6 separate regions of the Homo sapiens genome follow, and all the other regions are linked to region 5. Evidence: chromatin loops called from intact Hi-C (ENCODE). Cell type or tissue: mammary epithelial cell. All regions are shown on one strand.

Region 1 (5,000 bases), 300 kb after region 5:
GAAGGGCACCCCTGGGCCGGGGAAGGGATTGCTAGCTGGGGCACTTTGCCTTGGGCCAGCTCCTTTACTCAGGACACTGGGCAGCTTGAGAGATGTCTGGGCCAGCCTGGTGAGCTGGCTGGGTTAGTGGCTTCCTCTCCCCATGCCCCTTCCGGTCCTAGGGCAGAATAAAGAAACCCTGAAGGCAGAAAAGTGATTTATTTGGAAGGGAGACTACTGGAGCAGGGAGAAGAGGGCTGAGGAGCATTGCATACATAGGTATTGGGCCAGGGTCTGATGAAAGAACGTGCTTAAAACCTTGGGTGAAATTAGTTGTGGTGTTAGACTGGGGTGCCGAGTGGGTTTCTGTAAATGGCTTGCCATGGGTCCAGCCTCTACCTCCTGCAAGGCATTTGCCAGCCCGTCTGACAGTGGGGAGCCCAGAAGAGGAGGAGGTATGGGAGTAGGGAGGGTTCTAAGATGCCAGCATCCATGCTCCCACTGCATCCTTACACTCACCGCCCCAACACACATACAGACATGCACACACATAGTACTTGTCAGGTCAGCTTGTCTTCTGAGATTTGTTTCTGAAGTCTGGAAGCAGAGGTTTCACTTTGCCCCAAATCAGTAGCTCCCCTACTTCTCACTCTAGTCCCTAGACACTGCCCCCCCACCATTTCTCCAGGCTGAGACACATCCTGGTCCTGGGGGTCCCTGAGCCCACACATGGTGACTGACTATGGCCACCTGGAACAAGGTTGGGAGGTGGGAAATCAGAGAAGGCTGAGGCAGCCAGAAATAGGAAGAACAGAGGTGAGGTGTGGGCTCAAACCTCTGCTCAACTGGGCAGTGGGCAGAACCCCCGGGCAGGGGCCTAGAAGTTCTCATAATGGTGGGAGAAGTGAGTCCGGTCCTGCCTGTTGATGAGCTGACAGGCCTTTTCCACATTCTTGGTCATGCCAGGGGGGCCACAGCTAAACACCCCGATCTTCCGGACCTGTTGCAGGAGGAATAAGTGGAGGCTAACTCTTTGCTCAGAGGCAGGGATAACGCAGTGTTCAGAGGAAGGGGTAGCTCCCTAGTTCAAGACCAGCCTGGGCAACATAGCAACATCCCTGACTCTAATTTTTTTATTTTTAATTAGCCAGGCATAGTGGTGCACTCCTGTAGTCCCAGCTACTTGGGAGGCTGAGGCAGGAGGATTGCTTGTGCCCAGGAGTTGGAGGTTACAGTAAACTGGTATTGCATCACTGCATTACAGCCTGGGCAACAGAGCAATACCCTTTCTTTAAATTAAAAAAAAAAAAAAAGCCAGCAGTGCTCCTGATGGTTTGCTTTGTACTATGCATGGTGAGGGCTGGCTCAGTGTTTATAGGTCTAGTGGAATTTTGCTAAGTGCTAGATCAACATTTCTAATAGAGGTTGGGTTAATCAGTGTTCAAGTTGAAGAACAGCTCAGGGTCTCATGGAGGGCTAGACCAGTATTTGTGAGTAGTGACTAGCCCAGTGCTCATGGTAAAGGTTCCCTCAGTGTCCAGGGTGAGGACTGACTCAGTATTGGTGAGGGTAGTGGTGAGGGTAGCCCCGAGTTTTTGGCGAGGACTAGCTCAATGATTGAGCTCTTCCTTCTGGACAATACATCTTGGCTTCAGAGATGGCAAGTCCCTATTGCCTGCCTCCTCCTTTAGCACCTAAGGGTGACACCCACCTATCCTTTCCATTCCATTACCCCACCAATCTCCCAGGGGATGGGTTCTCATCAGCAGTCGATTTCTTCCTCGATGGGGAAGGTTTGGGAGCTTTGCTCAGACCCCAAATGATAAAGAGGAAGAGAACCTGGTTATGGGTTGGACTGACCTGGGGGTGGACCTCCTGCAGGGAGTTGAAGAAGGGCTCAAAGGGGGGACGGCCAAAGTGGGTGATGGAGCGCAGGCCTGTGAATAGACTCCGGTTCAGAACCTTCTGGAAGTGCCGCTCACAGATGTACTATGGTAGGGAAGGGTGGAACAAAGTTCAGCCAGGCACAGCTAGGGTCAATTCCTAGCTCAGACAGTGGCCCGCATACCCTCCTGGTGGGCCCTGACATACCAGCATAGTGGTCCTGAGGTCGAACTTCTCAGCCAGCTGGGTGATGTAGATGTGCACAGACACCAGGTCCTGGTGGTCATTCTCCTCCACCTCTCGGATGATGTCAGCCAGCCACTCAAACTGACGCTGGGTCCGCGTCACCCAGATGAAGTAGATCTGGGGACACAGGGCTGGAGTTCAGGACCCATCTCAGCTCAGTCTCCCTAAACCCCAGGGGTGTCCATACTGATAGAACTCTTCTGACCACAGCTAGCTTGTGCCCTTCCCTAGACAGCCTGGGGAGATGGAGTGTATGGGCCACGGGGCCAGGCTCTGAGGCCAGAGATGGAGTTGGCCCAGGGCATAGAGAGGTGGAAGTGAGAGACCCCAGGGCCATGGGAAAGATCCCTTGGTGATTGGGAGCTGATGGTCTGTGGGGTGGGAAGCAGCTTTCATGCTCAGCCTGTCCTACAGCTCCCTCCAGTGGTCCCTGGTCAGGCTGCCAGGCACCTAGTGGCTAAAGGGCATTTCACAGAGCAGCCTCAGGGAGACCCAGCAGCTGCCTGAGCAGATGGGAATGGGCTCAAAGAGATACCAGCGGGTGGAAGCTGCCCTGCGGGGAGCCCTCTGCAGCTTCCGAGGGAGGAAAGCGGGGCTGTATAGTTAAGAAGCAGAGGGCAGAGGACAGGAGGGGAGCTGTCACCCTCTGAATGCTGACAGCACATGGGCTGGGCCTCTGCCCACTGCATTCCAGCACCCCTGACTCACCTGCCAGGCCCAGAGAAACGAGCAGGGGCCTGCCACCAGGTCCAGGCTGGTGTGAAAGGACCCGTGTGAGGGCCTGAGGGTTTGAGCTGTGTTCCTGGGGCCAACCTGGCCCACCAGCCCTGCCTTGCCACCACTCCTCCTGTTCCTCTTGAGAGCTGAGCCAGTTTCACTTGTGCTCCACCCAACATGCCCTTCCCTCTCCCAGCCCAATAAGGCTCCAAGTGCTGGGCTCCTTTGTAAGAAGGAATGGGTTTCTTTACCCCCTCCAACCTTGCCTGGAGGAACTCCCAGAAGCAAATCCTATGTGGAGCACCCCTAACTGAGGGAAAGAGTCTTTGTAAACCAGGCAGGATTCTGGAGGCATCCGCAAACCAGTTCTGTCCTAAAGGGTCTAGGGATATCCTGATACCACCCCACTCACCACCCAACCCCAGGTTTCAAACCAACTTGCCCCTGCCCAGTTCAGGGAAGCCAAGAACAAAGGCAGAGGAGAAAGGCACAGATGGGTACCATGACAAGGAAGAAGGGGCCATGGGTTGGTGGGAAGTGGGGGCAGTACTCACCTTCTTACAGAACACTTGGCAGCTGACGGATGACTTGAAGACCAGGTCTTTGAGGATGGAGGCAAAAGGGGTGACCCCAATGCCCCCTCCCACTAACACTGACACCTCAAACTTATGCCACTCCTGGTGGCCCTCTCCAAATGGTCCATCAAGGTACAGCTGTAGGGAGGGGCGTGGGTTTCAGTTAAGCTTGGCCACCACCATAGATCGGAAGCCAGAAATGAGAGAAAAGGAAAGGTAGATACGTATATGGAGTGAGGGGAAGAGGAGGATTTGTGGCATTATCTGGAACAACCAGTCTCTAGATGCAGAGAGGGGAGGCACAGAGCGGGGAGTCTAGTGCTGCCGGGCCAAAGCCTTCAAAGGGGATATGGGCGCATGTGGCATGTCTGGCCAGGGTCTGGTACCTTTGGGTATCTGGCACATCTGTCACCCGTCGGGGCTGAGTAGATCTCCCTGAGGCGAGTGGTCCAGGGCCCTGCTGCCCGGATGTGCAGGCTAAGCGTGTCCTCATGGGGCGCAGAGGTCAGTGTGAAGGGGTGGTACTCGGTGGTCCCCAGAGCCAGGCAAGCGATCCGCACCCACTGCCCTGACTTGTACTCAAAGCCCTGGGGCCGCTGGAACCGCAGGTGGGTCACTCCTGGGGAGGGATGGTGGGTGAGAAGCTGCTGCCCTGAACCCAGCAACAATGTGGCCTCCAGAGAGCTCCCCACCCACAGCCTCAGCTCTGCTTCTGGAATATGACAAAGGAGGCCTCCCCCATCAGAAGCTCACCCTGTGGGGGCCCAGGCAGCACTGGGGCTGAGGGTCAGCCAGGCAAGGGGCAGCCTGGCCTGAGCTTCTCTGCTCTCTGCGATGAGAGAGGCTCAGGTCCCCTGGCAAACAGCCCTCCTTTCCTTTCCTTCCTTCCTTCCTCCCTCCCTCCCTCCCTCCTTCCTTTTTTTTTTTTTTTTTTTTTTTTTGACACAGTCTCACTCTGTTGCCAGGCTGGAGTGCAGTGGCACGATCTCAGCTCACTGCAACCTCTGCCTACCAGGTTCAACCGATTCTCCTGCCTCAGCCTCCTGAGTAGCTGGGACTACAGGTGCATGCCACCACACCCAGCTAATTTTTGTATTTTTTTTTTGTGGTAGAGACAGGGTTTCACCATGTTGGCCAGGATGGTCTCGATCTCTTGACCTCATGATCCACTTGCCTTGGCCTCCCAAAGTGCTGGGATTACAGGCGTGAGCCACTGCGCCTTGCCCCTACCAGCTCCTTTGTCCCTGCCACCCAAGGCACCTGCCAGCTCCACTGGGCCCGACCAGGAGACTGTGCGGTCTAGACTCTGCCTCTGCCCGGTCAGCTCCCTCAGTGTCACCAAGCTGATCTCCTGCCAGGCTGGTACCTGAGGGCAGCAGCTCCGCCTTCACCACGCTGATCTCCACCTTCTTCCGGCTCAGGCTCACCAGCTTGTCGCCCCCATAGATGATTGCTGGGACCAGGAAGAAGATGTGGAAACGGGGCAGCTGGATCAGGGCAAAGCTACCATGGATGATGAGCTAGATGGAGGAAAGAGCTCTGCTCAGACCTAGCGATGCCCATAGCAGAATACAGGGCCAGCTCAGGCCTTAGACCCTC
Region 2 (5,000 bases), 150 kb after region 5:
AGGGGGGTTGCGGAGTTTATGAAAATTGGTGGCCGGCGGGGGGGAGATAAGGCTCTCCCAGGCCATTCCTTCCCCTTGCCAGTGCTGTAAAGAACTGTTCTAAATTGATGGAGAGAAGATTTCGAGTGCTATCACAATACACACATGCAAACACACACACACACAAAGGTAACATGAGGAGATGGATATGTTAATTTGCTTGACTGTAGTAATCGTTTCACTGTGTTTATGTATATACTACTTAAAATATACACTTTTTATTACAAAAAAAAGAGACAAAAATAAGTCGTATGGAAATATAAAGTTTAAAAAGATACAATTCTTGCCCTCAAAATAGCATATAGTCGAAACAAAAGGGTAGGGCACAAAGAGAGGGCAAAGCATGAATCAAAGAAAAAGACTGAGGTAACTGCTGATTATGGGCACAGTACATAACCAACTGTTCCACCTTGAGGTTACAAATGAAAACATCAATGTTGAGGGCTAAGTTGGTTTTAAATTCTGACTTAACACGGTGTTGATGGTGGCAAAAGACCTCCATGGAAGGGGGTGTAGGAAGAAGGAAGGAGAAGTGTCTTTTTCCTAGCACCCCCGGAAATGAGGTCCTAAGCCCTGTTGAGTCCAGAGAGGCACCTCGTCCCATCACACAGCTAATTATGTAGCAGCTCTTCGGGAAGAGGGGTTTCAAATCCTCCAGAGAGTTCAACACAGGTCTGGAGACTGAAAACAACCCAGGTGGAGCAGCTTCATTCAGCACTTACTGTGTAAATATGTTATTAAGCACTATATTGGGGATAAAATAGGACAAATATGTTCTCTATCTTCAGAGATATTGTTTGCAATGGAAGAAGTTTTCCTCTCTGCCACCTCACAATCACACTCAGGATCTTACCTGTGCATAATCATTCAGAAGGATCCACCAAAACAACTGGGCTTGCATTTTCCAGAAGCTTCTTGTCCTCGAGACTGTGTGCTCCTTATGAATAGAGTGCAAACAAATGCGACAAAAAATGTAGAAGATGCTCAGCCCATTATTATTATTATTATTTTTTCTAAAGATAGGGCATCACTGCAGCCCAGGCTGGAGTGTAGTGGTGCAAACATGGCTCACTGCAGCCTCGACCTCTAGGGCTCAAGCAATCCTCCCACCTCCCAGCCTCCTGAGTAGCTGAGACCACAGGTGTGTGCCACCATGCCTGGCTAATTTTATAATTTTCTGTAGAGATGGGGTCTCCCTGTGATGCTCAGGCTGGTCTCAAACTCCTGGCCTCAAGCAATCCCTCCACCTTGGCCTCCCAAAGTGGTAAGATTACAGGCATGAGCCTGGACAGTTCTCTTTAACTCTCAAATGCCCACATCAGAAAAGACAGTACAAATGTAAGCTGATTTTCCTATTTCTCTTTAGGGGCACTGTGTTAACAACAGTTTCTAACTTAATGAATGCCAATTGTGAGCCAATTTAAACCAAATAAACCAGGCCAAGTCATTCTATTACACAGTAGATCAGAGCAAAACCCATTCTAGCCTGGACCAGTGGCATCCAAACAATAACCTAAATGCCTGGGGAGAAAGGCCAATTTAATTAACATTCCACCCTGAACTCTTTTTTTTTTTTTTTTTGAGACGGAGTCTCACTGTATCAGCCAGGATGGAGTGCAGTGGTGTAACCTCAGCTTACTGCAACCTCTGCCTCCTGGGTTCAAGCAATTCTCCTACCTCAGCCTCCTGAGTAGCTGGGGCTACAGGTGAGTGCCACCATGCCTGGCTACTTTTTTGTATATTTAGTAGAGACAGGGTTTCACCATGTTGGCCAGGCTGGGTCTTGAACTCCTGACCTCAGGTGATCCGCCCGCCTCGGCCTCCCAAAGTGCTGGGATTACAGGTGTGAGCCATAGCGTCAGGCCCCTGAACTCTTGATTCTATCCACCATCCCCTCCTCCAAAACCTCTTCCTCCCCAAGCCTTCTCCACCTCAGAAAATGGCAACCCCATCATCCAGCCAGTTGCTTCATCCAGAGACTGGGGAGTCATCTTTAATGCATCTACTTTCTAACTTCCCAGATCTAGTGACCACATCCTGTCAATTCTACCTCCAATTTCTCTTGAATTCATCTACTTCTCTTTCCTCTGGCATCACCCTGATCCAAGTCATCTTCATCTCCCTCTAAGAAAACTGCAATGGCTTCCTAGCTGATCTGCTTACTTCCACTCTTACAGGAATCCATCAGATTCTTCAGAGACCTAATAGGTCTCTTTTTCTCCACATACCTAGCTCATCATAGCACTCATCGCAATTTATTTAAATATATATGTATGTATGTATGTATGTATGTATATAGCTACATATATTTGTTTATATATGTGTGTGTGTATACGTTTATGGAATGTTGCTCTCCTCAGAATTTAATCTCCATGAAGACAAAGTCCATGTCTGATTTTCTTTCACTGAAGTATTATTCCTAGTGCCTAACACAGTACCCAGCATATAGTCAGCATCAATAAAACTTGTTGGAAGAATGAAAGAATGAATGAACGAATGCTTTGTGGAATCCCTGCATGACAGAAGTCCTTCTGTTCACAATAGACAACTGCAGTCCAGAGCCCATTCTCTTAAAAGTCTTTCTTTTAACCTCAAAGCCACATGAGTCAATTCCTCAAAGAGAATGCACTTACTCCTCCAGGCTGATTATACAGTGACCTTCCAGCAGAGCCATTTAGGAAGAAAAGAGTCAGATCTCTGATGGAGCCAGACTAGATGGAGAGAAGCCAAATGAGAATTCCCTTTCTAATGCGTTGGAAAGATCTGAAGAAGAAAATGAAACAAAAATCTTAGACTTAGAGCCTTTGAGGAATTCTTGCCATCTGGTGGCAATAATATTAATCTGCAGGCAACCAAGCACTTTTCCTCGGCTTTCTATAGTATCTCAACATTTCTGAAATTGTACAATGATTTTAACCTTGGTGTGGGTCTCCTTTGATTTCATCATGCCCTGTATTCTAGAAATTTATGGCCTTCAGTTCTGGGAAATTTTCTCAAATTATTTCTTTTAGTATTTTTCTTCCCAATATTTTTTCTTTCTCTTGTTGAAATTTCTATTATATTATTCAGATGTTAGATCTCTGATCTTTTAACTTGCTTTTCTCTTTTCTTCTGTCTCATTATGTCTTTTTGTACTAATTTTTGAAAGGTAATAATTTTGGCTCCACCAAAATATCACTAAAACAGGCCATTGATTAAACAAAGACAACTTTATTCCTATGGCAGTAAGGAAGAACACTAACTTGACAGAGTCTTAGTAGCCTCTCAGAAGGGGCAGGGAAAAGTTGACATATTTATGAAGTTTTGAAGTCTGGTTTAAGGCAGGTCTTTCAATGCTAGGGCTTGATCAGAATTGGATAAGGATAATAGTTTAGAGTTGGTGGACACAGCAAGATTTTGAGGTGACGGATTCAAAGAGTGTTGGTGCCAGTCTTGGTGGCTCATGCCTGTAATCCCAGCACTTTGAGAGGCTGCTGAGGGAGGATCACTTGAGCCCAGGAGTTTGAGACCAGCCTGGGTTACATAGTGAGACCCCTGTCTCTACCAAAAAATAAAAAAATTAGCTGAGTGTGGTGATGCATGCCTGTAGTCCCAGCTACTCAGGAGACTAAGGAGGGAGGATCACTTGAGTCAAGGAGCTGGAGGCTGCAGTGAACTATGATCATGCCACTGCACTCCAGCTTGGGCAATAGAGCGTGACCCTGTCTCAAAAAAAAAAAAAAAAAAAAAAAAAAGAGAGCGAGAGAAAGAAAAAGAAAAAAACAATTCTTGGGGAGTAAACTGTCACTTGATGATATCTATTGGTAAATCGGACAGTTTGATGTTTATTTTAACAGTTTCTGGGGGAAATAAATCCCAGAATAAACAAAGTTATTTGCTTCTTTTATTGCCTCATGAAAGAGGTCCCTTTTATAATAAAGTTTTATTTGTGAAGAGACTGAAAGAGTAATGTCTTGTAAATTTAAACAGTAAACTATGTGGTTTCAGTCCTCAGAAACCACTTTATTTTCCTCGTCTTATTTTCCTTCCCTTCTGTTGAATTTTTTTTTTCTACTATAGCATTTTCCACTTACAGGAGTCTCTTTTCTTCTCAATTCTCCTTTTTAAAGCCTCCTTTCTTTGGGGAAAGGGGAGATATGATATCTTTTCCTAGCAACAGGAACAGACAGTAGGTATTTTTTAAACACATTTTCCTGCCAACTCCATTGCTTTGATTTCCTCTGAGTTCCATTTTGTTCATTCTGTCCTTCATGCTGGAGAAATTCCTTTATTGTCTGAAGGTGATCCTTTATAGGACAGTGACTAATCATAGGCATAAAGTATCAGTTAAACAAGATGAATAAGCTCTAGAGATCTGCAGCATGACAATGTGCCTATAGACAACAAAAACATATTGCACACCTAACAATGTGTTAATAGGGTAGATTTCATGTTCAGTGTTCTTACCACGATAAATTAAACTAAAAGAAAGAACAGTGAGACCAATACCAGAGGTGAGGCAGAGTAGGAGGTTGGGCTGATCAGTGTAGAATGATCTTATTAAGCTTGGAAGGTTTTCCCTGCTCTTGGGGTGGAACATTTTCCCAAAGAGGAATTTTCCAGTTTCCTGTGGGTTGAAGAGGGTAAGCTGGTTGCAGAATTCTCAGAACCGAGTTGGAGAAGGGAGCTAGGTTGTCACTGTCTAATATTGGCTTTCGTTTAAGTCCCATTTTCTGTAAAGTATCCCTACCCTCAACTATGGCTTTTTTTTCAGTCATTTTTCCCCTTTCAGAGATACCTACCACCTCTAATACCCAAGCTTTTCTGGAGTTCTGGGAATTGGCTTGCTCTGAGTTTTTTTCATTAATAGTTTAATGGGTTATCACTCTGCTAGGTCAGTTTCCACCTTTCCATCGGCTTTACAACTCTTGAAGTGTAGTCACTGTCATCTTCTTACCCAGTTTTTTTGTCCTTGTTGGTTT
Region 3 (5,000 bases), 160 kb before region 5:
TGGAAGCTGCAATTGCAGCAAGAGCCATTGATGTCACAGTACGTTAATGCCAGTAAGAGTCTTAGGGATCACCTCCTGTCTGTACATTTATCCCTAAGGGAAACTAACTTTCTCCAGTGATAAAAATTTCGCTTCTAGTACTAGCTATGCTCTTTCTTCAAAGCTATGAAGGTGCAAAATAGATGGAGCTGAGTGGTAGGCTACAGACCCAGAAATGCAGGCCCAGGAAGGCAGAATCAAGGATAGATTTCTCCAGATGGTGGTGGGGATGAAATGTCTCAAAACAGCCCTGCCTTAACGGGAATGTCCTAACCATCCCGCAGTTGTTAATTTCTCCTAGCAGCTTTGTCTTCCTTCTATCAGCATCATTGTTATCTCAAGGAGACGCTCCTGAGCCAAATCTCACCCAGTTCTAGTCTCACTGTTGCTCATTTCTATCCCTAGAGGTGTGGAGTTTTACCGGCTGTCTAGAATTAAAGCAACCTTGCAGGAAAATAACAGTTCTGTGTATCCTCACCACTAGGCTCTCTCCTTACAGAGAAACTCATGCCTTCTTCACTTTTGTTCTTCCAATATCATCAGACTGGATAAAGAAAAATAGCAGATAGATTGGTGTAGCCCCATAATTCCCCATTATGGATATAGTTTTATCAAGATATTTAAAGTAAAACTCCTAAGGTCAATTTCTATCCCTACTCCTAGGGTCTCCAACTTAAGAAAATTCACCTTTTTCCAAAAATCAAATCCCAGCCCCACCACCTACACCTGTGTGATCCTGGGCAGTTATCAGACCCAATGCGTCTCAGCTTCCTCACCTGTAAAATGGTAATAACAATAGTTACCTCCTAAGGTTGCTGTTATGAGATAACATGTATAAAGCAACTGAAATATAATACACGCTCAACAGAGCTGGGGCTCTGAATTTTAGGTTTGAGAAGGAGCTGACATAGATCTGGTATTAAAAATCTAGCCAAATATGAGAATAAGAAAAGAAATTGGACGACATGAAGGAAACACGCAGCAAAAAAATAAGGGAAACACCCAGGTGTGTGGCCGAGAGGAAGATTACATCTCTGTGCTGGTCATTGATATCTTCGTCCTTGAATTCCTGGATTAGCAGACATGGAAAATACATAAACTCCTAAGTAGGATCCTTATTATTAAATTAAATAATGTACATTAAAACATTTTGAAAAATATAACTTACTAGAATAACCTACAAGACAGTGATATGCTTATAGTTGCAATAAACAGAGATCTGTTAGGCACAGGAGGGCGGTATGGTAAAAATGTTTGTGAAAATGTGGAAAACAAGAACCTTAGCCTAGAACCCAAGAAAAGTCTAGCGCCCAAGTCTCACAGAGCCCATACAGGCAAATTGGCTCAGGATCCAAGGCATTTTGAGGGAGCTGATTACTTTGTCCCCTTTCAGAAGCAGAAGTTCATCAACCTCCTACTCATCTCCACTTAATACTCATCTACTCTGTCAGTATCTGTGTGCCCTCTCACTTATTTAATTACTAAAGGGTTGACTCTGACTATTCTAGTGCATATTCCCCAGATGGTAATTGACTAAGCCATTGAGATTCCCTGCAGTCTCCATCTAGGCAGAGTTTCTCCTGCCAGGCCAATTCATCACTGACTAGCCCGTGGGTTGGCTACTCTTGGGCCAGGTGTCCACCCCATATCCAATCAGTTAAGGCCTGACATTGTAGGCTCAGATGAATAAAAGCATGGAAACACATGGGATCCCAAAGATCCCAGCAAGATCTTTGGACTGGAATGTTTTTCTTAAATGACGATTCTGAGCATGGCTGTTAATAGATGACAGATGAATTGATCATTAATTGATCAAAACCTCAAGCCTAACATCAAACTGGGAGACTCAAGAAGTTAGAAAATATCTTAAATCCTATAAAATGTTTCAGATAGATTGCTTTCAAGCATCTCACTGTTTAAACAAAGGTCAGACCATACAGAAAATCCTAATTTGCCTAAAAAGTTATAGTTAAAAAGGCTTAGGCCAGCCAGGAGCAGTGGCTCCCACCTGTAATGCCAGCACTTTGGGAGGCCGAGGCCAGGAGTTCGAGACCAGCCTGGCCAACGTGGCAAAACCCCATCTCTACTGAAAATACAAAAAATTAGCCAGGGGTGGTGGTGGGTGCCTGTAGTCCCAGCTGCTTTGGAGGCTGAGGCACAAGAGTCGCTTGAACCCGGAGAAAGAGGTTGCAGTGAGCCGAGATCGCGCCACTGCACTCTAGTGTGAGCAACAGAGCAAGACTATCTCAAAAAAGAAAAAAGGCCTAGGCCGGCCAAACTTCATCAGACCAATTGAGACAATACTAGAATTTGTAGAACTGGGAGAACAATACCACAAGATGGCAGCATTATCCCTTTTGTGCCTTGTACTGTTAAAAAGTCTGAGAGCCAGATTATCTGTTGAGCCTGCTCTCAATTGGCCCACCTCTTTCCTGAAGCTATTTTTAAGAGAACTGAGCAGCCCCTAGTTGATGGAGAATATATAAATCTAAATAGACATGGCATCTATTTTTTTATCCTCCAGTTCACTCATTATCTCTGAGCTCATTTGATTTCTAAAATCTCAGGACCTGTTATCATTATTTTTTAGTATAATTAAATACATAATTAGGCATGGAAGCAGTGGCTTGTATTATCCAAGGATTACAAGCTCCTTAGCCATGTCTGAATTGCAGAAATTCAATTTTTTAATTGTAACATTCTTTATTTGTCATTTATGTAATCCAGTTTTTCGTTATAACTTTTAAAAATATATGTATATCTCTTTCCTACAAGATTCAATTCAAGCCCAAAATACATACTGAAAACCAACTATGAATGTTAATTTTATGTGGGAATTTGGGTAGGCCATGGTGCCCAGTATCTGGCCAACCACCAGTCTAGACGTTGCTGTGAAAGTATTTTTAAATGAGATTAAATTTAATTCAGTAGACTTAAAGGAGATTGTCCTCCATAATAGTGGGGGCCTCATCCAAGCAGTTGAAGGCTTTAAGAGAAAAAGACTGAGATCCCCAGGGAAGAGGAAATTCTGCCTCCAGACCGCCTTTGGACTCAAACTACAACATCGACTCCTCCCTGGGTTTTCAGCTGTTGGCCTGCCCTACAAATTTCAGACTTGCCAGCCCTCACAATAAGCTATAGACCAGGCACCGCACCATGGAATACAAAGATAATTAAGAAATATCTTGGGCCGCGCACCTGTAATCCCAGCTACTTGGGAGGCTGAGGCAGGAGAATCGCTTGAACCCGGGAGGCAGAGGTTGCAGTGAGCCGAGATCGAGCCACTGCACTCCAGCCTGGCAACAGAGCAAGACTCCGGCAAAAAAAAAAAGAAAAGGAAAGAAATATCTTTGATCTCATGTTAGGAAAACTCCCTACTGGAACCAATAATTGCCTCCATAAGTGGAGGGCAAGCTCAGACCAAAGGAAGAGGTAGACCACTCCAGGTTGGTAGGTAGCCAAAAATTTATTCAGGGGGAACTTACATAGAAGGCAGTCTTGGGCAGCAGCAAGACAAGGTACATCTCAGAACTTGCAATATACACCTAACCTTTCATACCATGAAAATGAAAGTGCACAGAAAGTCTCTGATGACATGTTAAGCCATCTGGTTGCTTTCTTAATCTATTTACTCTAGTTACCTTCTATCTCTTTAATTCCTACTTACAGGGATTGTTTGGGTTCCCTACAATGAATGTTCCTAAGCATGCTGGGCAGAGGGTGGGACTGCAGGGAATGGGGTAGGGGGAGGTTCCAGGCAGCAGCAGTTCACTGCTTCCTATGACTCACTTCAGTCATATACCCAGAACGCATCTGAAAAACACATGAACACATAACTAATACTGTGTTAAGACAATGTATTATGAAAATACTGTGGGAACACAGAAAAATAAATTCTTTGGGTGGCAGTGAGAAAAACTGTAAAGAGGTGCCATTTGACTTGCAAAGAATAAACAGGTCTCCAACAGGCAGACATTAGAGGCAGTGGAAACCCGATGAGCAAAAATAGATGTGCAAAAGGTGGCAAAATAAGTAGTCCCCCATGTAGATATGTGACTTCGAGGTACTAAGATATAATATCCAACATTTGAGCTCTTACTATTTTGTTAATAAGGGCTTTTATATAGATATCATGAAACTTTACATCCTTATCAAGTTACAAGCTCTTAGAATCCTAACTTCACGATTTTAGAAACTTAGGAACACAGAATTTAAGCAATTTGTCTAATGCCCCAAATCAAGCAGGAACATGAACCAAAGCAGTCTGACTTTATTTATTTATTTATTTAGGGACAGGGTCATGTTCTATCACCAGGCTGGAGTGCAGTGGTGGGATCATGGCTCACTGCCTTGACCTCCTGGGTTCAAGTGATCCACCCACCTCAGCCTCCCAAGTAACTGGAACTACAGGCATGTGCCACCACACCTGTCTAATTTTTTCTTTTCTTCTTTTTTTTTTTTTGGCAGAGATGGGGGGGGGGGTCTCACTATGTTGCCCAGGCTGGTCTCGAACTCCTGAGCTCAAGTGATCCTCCTGCTTCAGCTTCCAAAAGTGCTGGGATTATAGGTGTGAGTCATCATGCCCGGTTTCAATCTGACTTGAGTTCATAATCCTAAACACTATATTACTAAGGCCCTATGTGCTTTAAAATTTTAAATGTTATAATCAAAGGGGAGCCTAGGAACCTTCAGGTTTATAGACATATTTTTGTTTCTTAGTATTCCCTCGTCTTTTTTTTTGAGACGGAGTCTCACCCTGTCACCCAGGCTGGAGTGCAATGGGGCGATCTTGGCTCACTGCAACCTCCGCCTCCCAGGTTCAAGCGATTCTCCTGCCTCAGCCTCCCAAGTAGCTGGGATTACAGGCACGCCCTACCACACCTGGCCACTTTTTTGTATCTTTAGTAGAGACGGGGTTTCACCATGTTGGCCAGGCTGGTCTCGAACTCCTGACCTTCTGA
Region 4 (5,000 bases), 64 kb before region 5:
AATTAGAAATACCCAGACCAGCCTGGGCAACATAGTGAGACCCTGTCTCTATTTAAAAATAAATAAATTAAATAATTTTTTTAACAAAAAAGAAAAGTTTGAAGCTAGCAGAGGTCGGTTCATGAGATTTAAGGAAAAAAGCAATCTCCATAACATAAAAGTGCAAGAAGCAGCAGCAAATGCTGATGGAGAAACTGCAACAAGTTGTCCACAAGGTGTAGCTAAGATCATTAAAGGTGACTACAATAAACAACAGATTTTCAATACAGGGGAAACAGCCTTCTATTGGAAGATTCCACCTAGGGCTTTCATAGTTAGACAGAAGTTGATGCCTGGCTTCAAAGCTTCAAAGGACAATCTTACTCTCTTGTTAGAGGCTAATGCAGCCCGTAGCTTTAAGTTAAGGCCAATGCTCATTTACCATTCCGAAAATTCTAGGGCCCGTAGGAATTATTCTAAATCTACTCTACCTGTGCTCTATAAATGGAACAAAACCTGGGTGACTGGCCGGGCGCGGTGGCTCATGCCTGTAATCCCAGCATTTTGGAAGGTCGACCCAGGTGGATCACCTGAGGTCGGGAGTTCGAGACTAGTCTGGCCAACATGGTGAAACCCCATCTCTACTAAAGATACGAAATTAGCCAGGCGTGGTGGCACATGCCTGTAATCCCAGCTACTTGGGAGGCTGAGGGAGGAGAATAGTTTGAAATCGGGAGGCAGAGGTTACGGTGAGCCGATATCGCGCCATTGCACTCCAGCCTGGGCAACAAGAGTGAAACACCATCTAAAAATAAAAATAAATGAATAAAAAAGAAGAAATACCTTTCATAAGGCTATAGCTGCCATTGATTCCTCTGATGGACCTAGGTAAAGTAAATTGAAAAACTTCTGGAGAGGATTCAGCATTCCAGATGCCATTAAGAACATTCGTGATTCATGGGAGGTCAAAATATCAATATTAACAGGATTTTGGAAGAAGTGGATTCTAACCCTAATGGATGATTTTGAGGGATTCAAGACTTCAATGGAGGAAGTAACTGTAGATGTGGTGGAAATAGCAAGAGAACTAGAAGTGGAACCTGAAGATGTGACTGAATTGCTGCAATCTCATAAAATTTGAACAGATGAGGAGTTGCTTCTTATAGATAAGCAGAGAGAGTGGTTTCTTGAGATAGAATCTACTCCTTGTGAAGATGCTGTGAACACTGTTGAAATGGCAACAAAGGATTTGAATATTCCATAAACTTAGTTGATAAAGCAGAGGCAGGGTTTGAGAAAACTGGATTGACTCCAATTTTGAAAGGTCCACTGTGGGTAAAATATTATCAACCAGCATCACACGCCATCAAGAACTCTTTCATGAAAACAAGTCAATCAATATAGCAAATGTCATTGTTGTCTTATTTTAAGGAATTGCCACAGCCACCCCAACCTTCAGCAGCCACCATCCAGATCAGTCAGCAGCCATTAACAAGGAGCAAAGACCCTCCAACTAGCAAAGAATATGACTTGCTAAAGGCCTAGATGATTGATAGCTTTTTTTTTTTTTGAGACCGAGTTTTGCTCTTCTTGCCCAGGCTGGAGTGTAATGGCGTGATCTCGGCTCACCACAACCTTCGCCACCCGGGTTCAAGCGATTCTCCTGCCTCAGCCTCCCTAGTAGCTGGGATTACAGGCATGCGCCACCATGCCCAGCTAATTTTGTATTTTTAGTAGAGACAGGGTTTCTCCATTTTGGTCAGGCTGGTCTTGAACTCCCCATCTCAGGTGATCCGCCCGCCTCGGCTTCCCAAAGGGCCGGTATTACAGGCGTGAGCCACCACGCCCAGCTGATAGCATTTTTTTAGCAGTCATGTATTTTATTTACTTGTTTATTTTTAGAGACAAGGTCTCACTCTGTCGCCAGGCAGGGGTGCGGAGGCACAATCATAGCTCACTGTAATCTCGAACCTCTGGGCTCATGCGACCCTCCTTCCTCAGAGCAATTAACAAATGTATATATACTTTTTCCTTCCTCTCTCCCAATATTTTAAATTAAGGTATGCACATTGTTTTAGACATAACGCTATTACACGCTTAATAGACTACATTATAAACATGATTGTATTTGCACTGGGACATGAAACATTTGTGAGACCTCACTTTGTCATATTGCGGTGGTCTGGAACCAAATTCGCAGTATCTCCAAGGTATGCCTGTACTAGATTTTCTATGCTTGAGTTTAGTCCATATCGTAAATACCTTGGAGGCAAAAGGAACACGGCAGAGAGCACAAAGAGGACAATACATATTTGCTGAAAAACAGTAGGACACAGAACTGCTGACGACGACAGCCTTGCCCTCTCCAGTTGACTGCAGCAAATGTTGCCAATTTGCCAGAGACAAGCAATTCGAGGAGAGAAAAGCTGCTTGCCTTTTCAGTTAGCAAGAAAAGTGCTGGGTTTGTCTTCTGCCGAGCACCCGCAACCCAGATCCCGACCCGAGATTCCTGAGACACACTTTCGGTGGAGGGAACTCCTAGCAGCAACGCCCAGCCCCCGGCGTGACCCTCCGACCGCACTTGCCTCCCAGCCTGGGAAGGTGGAAGAGGCCGCCCAAAGTCCCCTCAGTTGGCCAGTGAGTGACCCCTGGGCGGAGGCGGCGCAGTGGCCCCCAATCCAGCCTCGGGGCGAGAGGCGGGGCGCGCCGCGCGCCCCCGCCCATCGCGGGCGCCCCAGCCCTGCGCGCCAGGCCTGCGTGTCCTCGCGCCGACCCCTCCCTCGCGCGCCTCGCCCGGCGCACGCGCGTGGCCTCGCGCAGGGCGGGGAGAGGCGGTGGCTGTGGGCGTCCGGCCCCGAACCTGTCAGACCTGGGGAGCCGGCCTCCAGCAGCGGGCGCGGCGGGCGCGAGCACGACCCCACTCTCCTGCGGCCGCGGGTGGAGCAGCGCGAGCCCGCCTCGCTGAGCCGGCCGGGGGCGGGGAGATGAGTTGCGGCCCCGCGGCAGCGCCCCAGGTATTAAATAGATGTGCCGCCCCCTCGCGGAGCCCCGGCGGAGCGTCGGGGTCGGCCCTGCGACCCGCCGCCAGCGGCTTCGGAACTTGAGGACAGGGTTGGGCGCCTTTAATTTATAACGTGTTTCGTTTTCCACAGGATGGGGAGGGACGCGCGGCACTGCCCTCGAGAACTGGCGCTCCGGTGAAGTAGGCGCCGCCGGCCGTCCGCCTCCCCCAAGCCGTTCCGCACCGCGGCCGCTCAGCCTCTGCCATGGCCGGCTCTGGCGCGTGGAAGCGCCTCAAATCTATGCTAAGGAAGGATGATGCGCCGCTGTTTTTAAATGACACCAGCGCCTTTGACTTCTCGGATGAGGCGGGGGACGAGGGGCTTTCTCGGTTCAACAAACTTCGAGTTGTGGTGGCCGATGACGGTTCCGAAGCCCCGGAAAGGCCTGTTAACGGGGCGCACCCGACCCTCCAGGCCGACGATGATTCCTTACTGGACCAAGACTTACCTTTGACCAACAGTCAGCTGAGTTTGAAGGTGGACTCCTGTGACAACTGCAGCAAACAGAGAGAGATACTGAAGCAGAGAAAGGTGAAAGCCAGGTTGACCATTGCTGCCGTTCTGTACTTGCTTTTCATGATTGGAGAACTTGTAGGTGAGTTGTGTTGCCAACTCACTTTCCGTTTACCTTTCCTCGAGAGTCTTTGTCAAGCTGTAGTTACACAGGCTTTGAGGTTTAACCCATCTTTTCAGGAAGTTTGTATTTATCAAGACACTGATCTCATGTGAAAAGGCCACACGGTTCCAAAGTGCAGCTCAATCTAAGTACAATATAAACTCCCCGAGATAACTTTGACTTTCTCTTCTAGTTGTTCAACCACTGTCATCTACCGTAAAGTTAAGGACGTTATCTTCATTGTATGTCATGTAACTTCCTCTTTTTACAAAGGTCTGGTAAAATACCAGGTTAATTTTCGCAACGTTTAAAATAGTAAATGATCGTAAATAACTTAAGATCATAGAATTTTACAGTATGAAGGGACCTTACTGAACACCTGCTCCACCTCCTTTTTTTTTTTACATGTAAGGATTTCCAGGGCACAAACCAGTGGAATAAGTCGTGAGGGCCACTTAGGGAGTTAATGGAAGAGCCACATCTACAGTCCCAGCATTTTTTTCCTCTACATTTGACCTAAGTGGTTTCTTTTATACGATTTCCTTTTGTATTTATAGCCAAGAGATTTGCAAAATTAATTACCAACTAACATGAAATTTTTGCCTCGTAAGAAGGGCCTGAAATGAACCAGAGGACTCCGCCAAAGTTCTATGAGCCTGGTTTTCTTGTTCATTTTTTAATTATACGAACAATCCGTTCTCAATATAAGATACATTCTTAGTTTAGAGGTTATTTTCAATCACGTCAGTATAACTACTAACTTCTCAGTGACAGTTTACAAAGTGACATAAAAGCAGGGAGATGATTCTTACATGTCATCTCTTAAATGATGAACCATGACAAAAACAGGTGGCAGTCCAGATTTAAGATGTTTGACTGGAGGGTTCTATGTGGGAAAAATTATATACATTTCCTACCTTCTTTCATAACACTCCTCCCCAGGGCTCGCTTCAGCCATGCTGGTCTTCTTTTTCCTCTTACAACTCACAAAGCTCTTTTTGCCTCTAAGGCGTTCAAAGTGGCTGGTCCTTCTATCTCAGTGGCTTTCAAACATTTTTTGACCTCACTGTAGTAAGAAATACACTTCACATTGTGACTCATTTAGGCATGCATGCATACATATGTATGAGAATATACACAGGTCACATGTGTATAAATATATGTATAACTGAAACAAAAGTTTTCCTTCATGTGATGTATCCTAATAGTTTCTTCAATTGTGGTCCCAGCTCACTAAATGGATTTCGTGTGTCCACTGCAGTAGGTCAGGGCCTTAGCTTGAAAAACACTGCTTTACATAGACTGCCTTTCCCAAATCTTTTCTTGGCCAGTTTCTTGTCATT
Region 5 (5,000 bases):
GTTCCCACATTTGCACAGCGGGCTTCTGAGTAATATATTAATACAGTGTGATCAGCACATGACAAGTACTCAATAACTACACGTTTTCCCTCCACTCCTAACCCTCCCCATCTCCCAGGTATTCCTCCCCCAGCTAGGGTTAGCTGTCCTCCTCGCCAGATGGGTCCGTGGAGGCTCAGTGTTTCCAATAACTTTGCACCCTCTGCTGTCATGCTTATGCCTCTAGCTGGCAGGTACCTGGGGAAGCTGAAGCCTCAGGTACCACTTAATCTTAGCAACAATTAACGGCGAAGAAAGTGAGAGTTTTGTTCATTTTGGATACAGTTATTCTTTATAAACCAATGAAACAATAAATATGCCAGAAATTCCCAAATTATAGAAAAAATTCTATTCAATGAACAGAAGACAGCAAAACCAAAGAGGAATCATATTTAATAAATTCTGCTAAAAATATGGATGAATTGATGAGGAAAAATGAAAGTTGATTCATATCTTTCACTTTATGCTGGAACAAATTCTAGATTCCGATATTCTGTGGAACAGTGTAAAACACTAAGTAGGGGAGGCATAAAAAAGCATTTTGGAGCAGCCAGGTACGGTGGCTCTCAATTCTACTCCGAGCACTTTAGGAGGCCATGGAGGGAGGACTGCTTGAGGCCAGGATTTGGAGACCAGCCTAGGCAACATAGTGAGATCCCATCTCTACAAAATTTTTAAAACTTAGCCTGCCATACCTGTAGTCCTGACTACTCGGGAGACTGAGGTGGGAGGATCACTTGAGTCCAGGAGGTCGAGGCTATAGTGAGCTATAACTGCACCACTGCACTCCAGCCTGGGTGACAGAGTGAGTCTGTGTCTCTAAAAATATGTAAATAAATAAAAATTAAAAAGTTTTGCTCAAATACATTGGAAAAAAATCTGTATATGATATCCCTGTCTTGGAAATACACTGCATGCATTTGTCTCTTTTGTTCAGAGCTGTACAAGCCCCTAGTACCTCATAGTAGATGCTCAATAAATATTTTCTTCAATGAATAAATTACCATCGTTAAGGTTTTATAATTGCTGTAATAAAGGAAGGGATTTATTTTTGTCTAAATATTTTCCCAATTTATTTGACCATGGAACTCCTTCAGAAAAGTTTTCACACCCAAAGAAATAAGAGAAAATCAGTTTGGAAAACACTCTTCAGAAGAAAACAAACTTATCACAACTTGGAAAGAAATATATGTAATACTATGGGTAATAGAAAAAAAATGTTAGAGTTAAAAATGGAAAAGCGTAACCACAAGAACATTCAAGTATATTTCAAAAGAAAATAATAAAAATTAAGATTAAAAAATAGGCCGGGTGTGACAACTCACACCTGTAATCCCAGCATTTTGGGAGGCTGAGGCAGGTGGATCATTTGAGGTCAGAAGTTCGAGACCAGTCTGGTCAACATGGTGAAACCCCATTTCTACTAAAAATACAAAAATTAGCCAGGCATGGTGGCAGGCGCCTGTACTCCCAGTTACTCTTTAAACTGAAGCACGAGAATTGCTTGAACCCAGGAGCTGGAGGTTGCCGTGAGCTGAGATTGTGCCACTGCACTTACAAGGCCTGGGCAACAAAGCGAGACTCCAGCTCAAAAAAAAAAAAAAAAGAAACAAAAAAAAGTAACCATTAGAATGGAAGAAACTGTGACAACCTTGACAGATTAAAAAATTTACTAATATATAGAGATCAAATATAGTTACATAAAGAGAACATATTCGGCTGGTGCAAAAGTAGTTGTGGTTTTGGCATTAGTAGTAATTATGTAATTAACAGTAATGGCAAAGACCGCAGTTACTTTTGCATTTAACCTAATTGTCTGAATAGGCAAAGGCCACCTTGACCAGGCAGTGTGCATAAGAGGAAATCATTGTCAAGCATTTTAAAGGAAAATGTTTTGTTTCACTAATAACTAAAGAAATGTAAATTAATCCACTTTGGTACTACTGTTTTGCAAATGTTCAATCAACAAGCTCTTTAAAACCTACCATTTTGAAAGTCTACCATTGAATGACTTAGGAACGCATTTTGACGCGTTGTTGGGTGGCTATCAATTTAATTTGTGCAGTCTTTCTGAAGAACAATCTAGCAACATTCTTAAAATAGGGCATTAAAATAGTTATATCCTTTGGCCAAATTATTCCTCTTATGAAGATTTTTCCCACGGATATATTAAATTAAAAATAATTGCAAAAACCCAATTACTTTTGTACTAACCTAATAATTCAAGGGAGGGAAAAAACAACATCGAAGCAAATGTTTGCGTACGGCAAGAACACTCAGGGCGAGGAGAGGGAGGCACGCCCTCTAGTGGGGAGAATCCGAATTACCTGGAGGTGTTTTGGGGTTTGTTTTTTTGGTTTCGTTTTTTGCACCCTACACCTGCTTTTCTTCTTTCCCAAGTTTTCGATTTCTTCCCTCACTCTTGCCTAATTCTACTGGTTGGAAATCCCTTTCTACCATTCCATCTGTAACTTTTTTAAACTTTATAATTGAAGTGTTAAATTTATTTTTAAAATTTATTTTAAATATATTCCCAATCTCTGCCTTCATTCTCTAGGACTAAATGTACCATTATCCTGACATCTAGCACTATAAAATGTTTTTTCTGTTTTGACCTTTATATATGATTATGATTATTTTATACCTGGCTTCGTTTGCTCAACATTATGTTCATAAAATCCATCCATCCATATTGTTGCCGTTTGTAGCTGCAGATTCTGTTGGCTTGTCTGTTTTTCCGTTAGATATTCCACTGCATCAATATACTACCATTTATTTTTCCAGCCTATTCTTCGTGGGCATTTGAATTGTTTCCAGTTCTTGCTATTACCTGCCAATAATGCTGTTATAAGCAATCTTGTATGCTTCTTAGTGTCCATGGACTCACATTTTTGTTGAACATATATCAAGAAGTGAAGTTGCTATGACATAGAATACGCCTATGCGTTAACTGTTTTCTAGATAATGCCAAACAATTTTTCAAAGGTATAGCAATTTGCACTTTCTCCAGCAGTGTATGAGAGTACCCGCTGCCCCCATTTTTGCCAACTTGGCAGGCTGCAGTGCAGTGCATCTCATTGCGGTTTTATTTTGCATATTTCCCTTGGGCAAATTTAAAACAACTAAAGTGAGTGGCACGCCCTCTAGTGGGTAAAATCTGAATTACCTGAAAGGGTCTTTACAGCGTATACAGGCTTCCTGGGCTTTCCTCCGCCTTGTCCTCCACCAGTAGTCTCGAAGAATAAAAAGTTGAACATCTTTCATATATTTATGGTGCATTTGATATCCTCTTTTAGAAATTGCCCCTTTAAGCCTCTTGCTTATTTTTCTACTGATTTTTTAACAGCCCAATCGCTAAGATTTTTTATATTAAATTGTAAGAGTTCTTTATAGATTCTGACAAAGTGCTTTATTAGTTACATGTGTTTCTGCGCACGCCTTTCCACCTATAACTTAAATCAGCTGATTTTCACCTCTATTAACACGAGTCTCAATCCAAGTTCAATTTTGTCATATTCAAAATCGACCAGGAGATGGCGCCCTAGCCTTGCGTCTGAGCCTTCCACAGGCTGTGCCTGAATTTAAACTAAACCTCCCAAAATATTTTGTAAGGGATGCTAAAGAGATATTAAACTTTCAACCACTACAAACAGGTAGTATATAGCTAGAGCTGGGCCTCTTGGTGAGAACAACATATTAATCTTTTAGGGGAAAGTGACTGCTCAAAATAAAGAAATAAAAAGATCTTTATCACAAGGCAGGAAGCTGGGGTGAGGTTGCCCAGAAACAGGTGAGGACCCAGTAGAATCCATGGAAACACCCTCTGAGAAGTAACCTGCGGACCGATTAAGACAGTGGCACTACCTCGCAGGCCCTGGGACGGCTGTTTCACTGTTTACAAGGGCACCTGCCAGCGAAGGGTCTCAGAAGAGGGTAGAACAGGGGTTTGGTATTTTTCCACCTCCCTTCCCTTAGTCCTCTTTTTGGTTTTGTTTTCATTCATTATATTTTGTGACTGCTTAAAACTTCTGTCCTCCTGCTTCCTCCCAGCACCCCCGCCCCCCTTGCTGAATGAATGAATGGATGGCAAGGTCTTAGCCTTTTGATCTTAGAAATCAGTGCACATAAACCCCACACTCAAAGGAAGACCCCCAGGGAGAGCCCTACGTGTAGAGGAGGCTCCTCCAAGAGGGGGCTCGGGAGGGGGCTTGGTGGGCTGGGCTGGCCTGGCCTGTGCGCATGAGAGAAAGGAAAGGCATCTGCTGCCGAGGGCCATGAACAAGGGGCCGAGGCACACTGTGGGCATGGTGGGAAGGCGACCTCTTTTCTCCAACTTTCACAAGCGCCTGGCAGGAGCCACTACGTGGACATCGTGAGTGGTTCATCAGCAAGAATACAGGAACGTCAAGCCACAGATTCCACTCATTTCCTGAGGTAGCCAAGACAGGGTTTTTACCGCTATGAGTCACCACCCTCATGCCTCCAAGGCCTAGTGCAAAGACGAGCGCATGTGGAATGTGGTGAATGACGTCATCACTGCTGTTCATTCTCACTGTCCAGAAATGGCTCCAGGCTGAGTTGCACCCTCAAAGCTTTCCTCTGTTTCACCTCTGTTCAGACCCAATGCAGGCCCCTTGCAGCCCAGAGGAATAAAGAGATGCCTAGAAAGAGGCCGTGGCCACTTGTTCTCTTTTGTTTTCTTCACTGCGGAGGACTGAGCAAGCCCACTATCTGAGCAATGTGGAAATTCCAGCCCTCACAGGGCTTCACACCTTCAAGGGGAAGAACATTGCGCCATGAAACTTCCTTGCTCTAGGCCTGCCAGGGTAGGTGTCCGGGGGCTGGGTTCTGGGCCCGCACCAGGTCCCCAGGTCCAGGCCGCGAAAGAGCGGGTCTGCTGAGTGGGAGGGGCTGCCTGGGGCCAGGCTCTGCTCTCACTGGGGCTGACCCCACACAGGGAT
Region 6 (5,000 bases), 250 kb before region 5:
GGGAGATCTGAGTGCTCTCTGCCCACTCCTGTAGGTTCATCCACACCTCACCCTGACTCTTGCTCTCAGATCTTCCACTCCTGCTCTTTCCAGACTTGCAACCAAATCAGTCACCACTCCCCAGGAGTCCATGTAAGCGACCTCGGGCCCCTTCTCCCTCCATACAAGATGGACAAACAAGGGTACTGCTCACAGCTCTGCTCATTAGGAAGACTCCCTCTCCACTGTCCTTTAAAGCCACTCTGGAGTGGGCAGCAGTCCATTTTCCACTCCTACCAGCAGACCCAAGCTTTTCTGCAAGCATCACAGGGAACCCCCTCTGGCCCCATGCAGCCATGATGTGAGCTGGGGAAGGCATCAGTGCAGCAGAGGCAGATGCCCCAGGGATGGGGGCCAACTGTTCATGTAACACAGTTGCCAGGCTTCAGCCCAAACACCTCTAGACAGAATCTCCAGGTGAAAGTCTAGAAAGCCCTATTTTGAAAAAGCTGATTGGGATGTGCCACCAGGTTTGGTTACCAGAATCGTGCAGTTACCCAGCATCAAGGCCCAGTAAGGATACACAGAAAGGCTTCAGTGCATAACGTAGACAGAGTGTGTGCCCTGGCAGAAAGAATCAATGGATACAAAATGCCTCAATGAAGATTTGAAAACTATCACTTTTAAATCAATTGACAATTCAAAACTAGATTGTTTACTTACAGATGGGGCAGTCAGAAACAGCCTGTACTACTCCTCTATAAAAAAATAAGTAGAATTTTGGCCAGGCACAGTGGCTCACACCTGCAATCTCAGCACTTTGGAAAGCCAAGGCAGGGCGGATAACTTGAGGCCAGGAGTTCAAGATCAGCCTGGTCAACAAAGTGAAACCCCGTCTCTACTAAAAATAAAAATAAAAAAATTAGGCCCGGCGCGGTGGCTCACGCCTGTAATCTCAACGCTTTGGGAGGCCAAGGTGGCGGGGGGGGGGTGCGAATCACAAGGTCAGGAGATCGAGACCAGCCTGGCCAATATGGTGAAACCCCATCTCTACTAAAAATACAAAAAAAAGTTACCCGGGCATGGTGGCACGCACCTGTAGTCCCAGGCAGAAGAATCGCTTGAACCTGGGAGGCAGAGGTTGTAGTGAGCCCGGATCACACCACTGTACTCCAGCCTGCGCAACAGAGCGAGATTCTGTCTAAAAAAAACAAAAAGAAAGGAAAAGAAAAAATTAGCCCTGCGTGGTGGTGTGCACCTGTATGTAATCCCAGCTACTCAGGAGGCTGAGGCAGGAGAATCGCTTGAACCTGGGAGACTCAAGTTGCAGTGAGCTGAGATCACACCCCTGCACTCCAGCCTGGGCAACAGGCAAGACTCTGTCTCAAAAAAAAAAAAAAAAAAGAGGTAGAATTTAGTTAAACATGCAGAGAGACTACAGAAATTAACACCAGTGACAGGAAAAGCATGAGCAAATACACAGAGGTGAATGAGGCTTCAATCCTAAGTGTAACCAGGGAAAGGCAGAACCCAGGAGTAACCTGGAGGAAGCTCCAGGGAAGCTTGCAAATGCATGTGCTCATACACACCCCATGTGGCTTCCCAGTCACAACTCACCACAGCTGCTCATAGTTTTACAGTTTCATGCCATGTGTATTGATGACCAACGTCTAGATTTTACAAGATTCCCACATTCAAAAATTTTGCTTCCCGTTAGACAAGATGCAGCATAATTTTCAGTTCCAGAAATGTTCTCTTCCTACCTACAGCCCATATTCCCAAGGCTGCCCATCCCCTGAAATAGATAAATAAACAGAAAACAAGGAGGAAGAGAGAGACAAAAAACAAGTAAGGAAAGGGAGAGAGAAACTGAGAGGAGACAAACAGACTGAGAGGAGAGAGAGACACTGGGGAGGAGGAAGACAGAGAAACAAGATGTTTATGTGGGGTTTTTACATTTGTGGAAGGTGCCCCTGAGGAAAAGCGGGAACCACAGGACAACATAGAATAGAAAGGGGAAGAGCGCCCTCTTGTGGCTCTGACCTGACCTTGTCTCTTCCTAGCCACGTGACCTGGGCAAGTTACTGCTCCTTAAGCTTCAGTCCCCCGTAAAACACGGGTAAAATGCGCTCCCTCAAGATGGTCGTGAGGATTAAATGAGAAATTGGATCCAAAATGCCTAACCCGATGTCCGCCTCAAAGAGCTCGATCAATTGTAGTTATTAATGTTATTTTTATTACGATTGTGATTATGGCAATGGGTGAGCAAACTCACCTCAGCAGGAAATGGTATTGCCCTCCTCCCAGAACCCGTAGAATTTAACCAAAAAGACCATATTTAACTTCGAATTACTTTTGTTTCCTACTCTTACCCTTGTGTACATTAAATCTCACCTACCGAAAACATAAGCCCCACGTCTCATTTACAGCTTGTCTCCCAAGCGTCATGTCTCACGCTAGAAATTAGAAATCAGTGTTAATCAGCTTTGCTCACAAATGCTTTATAATTAAATATGGGGCTGAAGTAAAATAATAACATCTTCCTTTCTGTACATTCGTATAGTGGCAAGCACTTACCTTATATTATCTCACTTGCGCACTCCTTTGTTTAAGAGATGTTTATTGAACACCTCAGCCGGAAAAGCAAAGCCCCTGCTCTCCGAGGCTCGGCGTGGAGGAGACCGAGAGCCGTCGGGGGACTGGGTGCCGTAGCGGGGGGCGGGGGGGGGGGGGACCGGTTGCCTTGGCGGAGGCGGGGAACCGGGTGCCTTGGCGGAGGCGGGGAACCGGGTGCCCTGAGGGGACTGGGTGCCGTGGCGGAGCGGGGGGACTGGGTGCTGTTGGTGGGACGGGGGCGGTGCTGGGTGCGAGGGACGGGGGCGGTGCTGGGTGCGAGGGACTGGGTGCCGTTGGGGCGGAGGTGGGGGCGGGGAACTGGGTGCCGAGGAGAGAGAACTGGGTGCCATAGAGGGCCGGGGTACCGGGTGCGGTGGAGTGGCCGGGTGCAGTGAAGAGGGGGCCCAGTGCAGTGGGGAGACCCAGTGCAGTGGAGGGGACCGAGAGCGACGCTGCAGCACAGCAGCGTGAGCTGGACTTTAAGGACTGTTGTTCCCTGAGAGCGCAGAAGAAGAAATCTTTCAGGTCTGTAGTTAGCTCTGGGAAGGAGTCCAGAAGGATGAATAGGAGTTCGCCGAGCGGAAGGGGTGGAGCATTCCAGCAGGGGGAAAGCGCCTGGAAAGAGAGCGCACGGCGCCTCTGGAAGCTGTGGTCCTTGTGCGTTGTGGGCTGGTGGGAAGGTGGCTGGAGAGGCGAGCAGGGGCTCCTGGAACCGGGGGTTCGGGCCCCTTTACTCAGCGCTGACAGTGCGCAGGTGGTAAACATTCACAGCGTGGCGTTACTTCTAACTGGTCAAGCCAAGCGTTTCTAGGCACGGCCTATAAAAGGCCAGGAAGGACCGAGACCCCTCAGGTTTCGCAGCACGCAGGGGGCGTCCGCAGCCCGGGCTCCAGGAACGAGCCAGGCGCTTTCGCGCGCCCTCTCCGCGTACCATTACTTGCACGGTTCTGTCACAGAACCCACTGACAAGCCCTGCGACGTTGAAAGGGCTGTCGTAAGCAGGTGCTGGCAGGAACCATGGTGTTCTCTGGCAAAAAAAAAAAAAACAACAAACCCACCTATCCTCTCTGGAGGAGCAGCAGTTCCCTTTCCTGGCCAGCAGGATGCCGTGCCAGTGTCCTAGGGGACCCTCTCTGTGAACTCGGGCTCCCTTAGACTGGAAGCTCCTCCAAGGCTGGAGCCCGTCTTACTCACCTGAGGAACCTCAGCAGTCGGCCAGGCCCCATGCGATTGCTAATTGTAGAATGAATGAATAAATTAACACTGTTAATGGAGAAGACAGGATGTGTCCACCTTCCTATCCTTGTAGTAAATGTGGGTTTTTAAACCCCACACCTACACCCATTCTCGGTCCATGTGGCTCACACATGGCTGACCTAATCCTCTCCTTCAAGGATGAGCACATGACTGGTTCCGGGAAGCTCACAAACCCAGCTTGAATCCTCAAAGTTCTCACCAGATTTTTACTGTTAACAGAAAAGAGGCATTGTCTCTGGGTCTGTGGGCTCTAGACCAGGAAAGTCTAACCCTGCCCAGGCCCACTTGGTCAACATATGAAGTGAGTCTACCTGAGAAAGAAACCAACACAAAGAAAGTCAGAGCTGAAAGGTCAAGAAATTAAGAAATTAAGCTTCTTGATCCACCCATGCTTGATCTCCTTCCCAGACTTCCTAGATACTTAAACCAATGAAAGTTTTATTTTTATTTATTTATTTCTACTTGGCAAGTGAAATAATTTAGACAAATACATTTCTCCCCTTTCCTTTACTACCTAAGCAGAAATAGGACAGTGCTGAACAGGAAAAGAACTCCGAAGTAATACTGACATCGACAAGTTCTCCCAAGACACTGGGAGAGATTTCAAATCTCAGTTCTACTTCTCCTTTGCCATGTTATCTTGCAAATGTGTCAGGACTTTTGACAATGAACATGTTGTTTCTAATCATAAATAGCAGCCATTTTCTAAATTTGTAAGTTGAATTCTAGAAAAGTTTCATCTTAACCACAACCATTCAAATACTTTTTTAATCAGCTTGAGCTACTATAACAAAACACAACAGACTGGGGTGGCTTAAAGAACAGAAATTTATTTTCTTGCAATTCTGGAGGTTGAAAGTCCAAGATAAGGTGCCAGCATGATTGAATTCTGGTGAGGGCCCTCTTCTTAGTTTGTAGACAGCAACCTTCTTACTGTATTCTTACATGGCAGAGAGAGAGAGCTCTCTGGTTCCTCCCGTTATAAGGACACTATTTCTTTTGGATCAGAGCCCTACCCTTGTGGACTCATTTAACCTTAATTACTCCTGTAAATGCTCTATCTCAAAATACAGCCACATTGGGGTTGAGGGCTTCAACATATGAATTTGAGAGAAATACAAACATTCAGTCTAGAGCAATTACCATGT

Evidence for each region. A loop is a pair of places that touch in the nucleus more often than their neighbours do. Peaks named below come from ENCODE experiments on the same cell type or tissue, not always from the same donor. Only the 100,000 strongest peaks of a DNase experiment are listed, where the experiment ranks them.
Region 1: a loop joins it to region 5, with 8 times the contacts of the local background. A loop is called at or near these places in 47 of 110 quality-filtered maps.
Region 2: it touches region 5 in a loop (8-fold over the local background); 28 of 110 quality-filtered maps call a loop at or near these places.
Region 3: it touches region 5 in a loop (21-fold over the local background); 93 of 110 quality-filtered maps call a loop at or near these places.
Region 4: a loop joins it to region 5, with 4 times the contacts of the local background. A loop is called at or near these places in 22 of 110 quality-filtered maps.
Region 6: it touches region 5 in a loop (5-fold over the local background); 2 of 110 quality-filtered maps call a loop at or near these places.

The regions. Positions count from the first base shown.
Region 1 is chr15:45,160,758-45,165,757 of GRCh38, reverse strand. DUOX1 (dual oxidase 1) reads right to left here. Exons shown (of 34, transcript NM_175940.3): 29 at 4,768-4,921; 30 at 3,788-4,020; 31 at 3,381-3,539; 32 at 2,071-2,226; 33 at 1,840-1,968; 34 at 184-979. The coding sequence ends at 857. Among named protein-coding and RNA genes, the nearest start is that of SHF, 25 kb to the left of the region's middle. In mammary epithelial cell, a CTCF peak has its summit at 2,543 (motif pointing left); a DNase peak (open chromatin) is centred at 2,817; H3K27ac peaks cover 1,737 bases.
Region 2 is chr15:45,305,177-45,310,176 of GRCh38, reverse strand. No RefSeq gene overlaps it. Among named protein-coding and RNA genes, the nearest start is that of SLC28A2-AS1, 28 kb to the right of the region's middle. In mammary epithelial cell, a CTCF peak has its summit at 2,868 (motif pointing left); no DNase peak of the experiment used is centred here.
Region 3 is chr15:45,611,796-45,616,795 of GRCh38, reverse strand. No RefSeq gene overlaps it. Among named protein-coding and RNA genes, the nearest start is that of SQOR, 21 kb to the left of the region's middle. RefSeq lists an enhancer at 2,125-2,244. In mammary epithelial cell, a CTCF peak has its summit at 2,375 (motif pointing right); a DNase peak (open chromatin) is centred at 2,375.
Region 4 is chr15:45,520,600-45,525,599 of GRCh38, reverse strand. SLC30A4 (solute carrier family 30 member 4) reads left to right here and starts at 2,845. Exons shown (of 8, transcript NM_013309.6): 1 at 2,845-2,993; 2 at 3,132-3,636. The coding sequence starts at 3,246. It also overlaps the pseudogene HMGN2P46. RefSeq lists a silencer at 2,653-3,142. In mammary epithelial cell, a CTCF peak has its summit at 3,052 (motif pointing left); no DNase peak of the experiment used is centred here; H3K4me3 peaks cover 1,842 bases; H3K27ac peaks cover 402 bases.
Region 5 is chr15:45,456,304-45,461,303 of GRCh38, reverse strand. All of the region lies in intron 1 of SLC30A4-AS1 (SLC30A4 antisense RNA 1), which reads right to left. LOC124903483 (a long non-coding RNA gene) reads left to right here and starts at 4,796. Exons shown (of 4, transcript XR_007064616.1): 1 at 4,796-4,865. RefSeq lists enhancers at 1,697-2,275, 4,541-4,590. In mammary epithelial cell, CTCF peaks have their summits at 2,349 (motif pointing left), 3,187 (motif pointing left) and 3,573 (motif pointing right); DNase peaks (open chromatin) are centred at 3,153, 3,573, 3,843 and 4,543; H3K4me3 peaks cover 674 bases; H3K27ac peaks cover 1,827 bases.
Region 6 is chr15:45,702,846-45,707,845 of GRCh38, reverse strand. It overlaps LOC124903484 (a long non-coding RNA gene), which reads right to left. Exons shown (of 2, transcript XR_007064617.1): 2 at 4,663-5,000. LOC105370802 (a long non-coding RNA gene) reads right to left here and starts at 2,651. Exons shown (of 5, transcript NR_135680.1): 1 at 2,557-2,651. In mammary epithelial cell, a CTCF peak has its summit at 2,003 (motif pointing left); a DNase peak (open chromatin) is centred at 2,035; H3K4me3 peaks cover 1,225 bases; H3K27ac peaks cover 562 bases.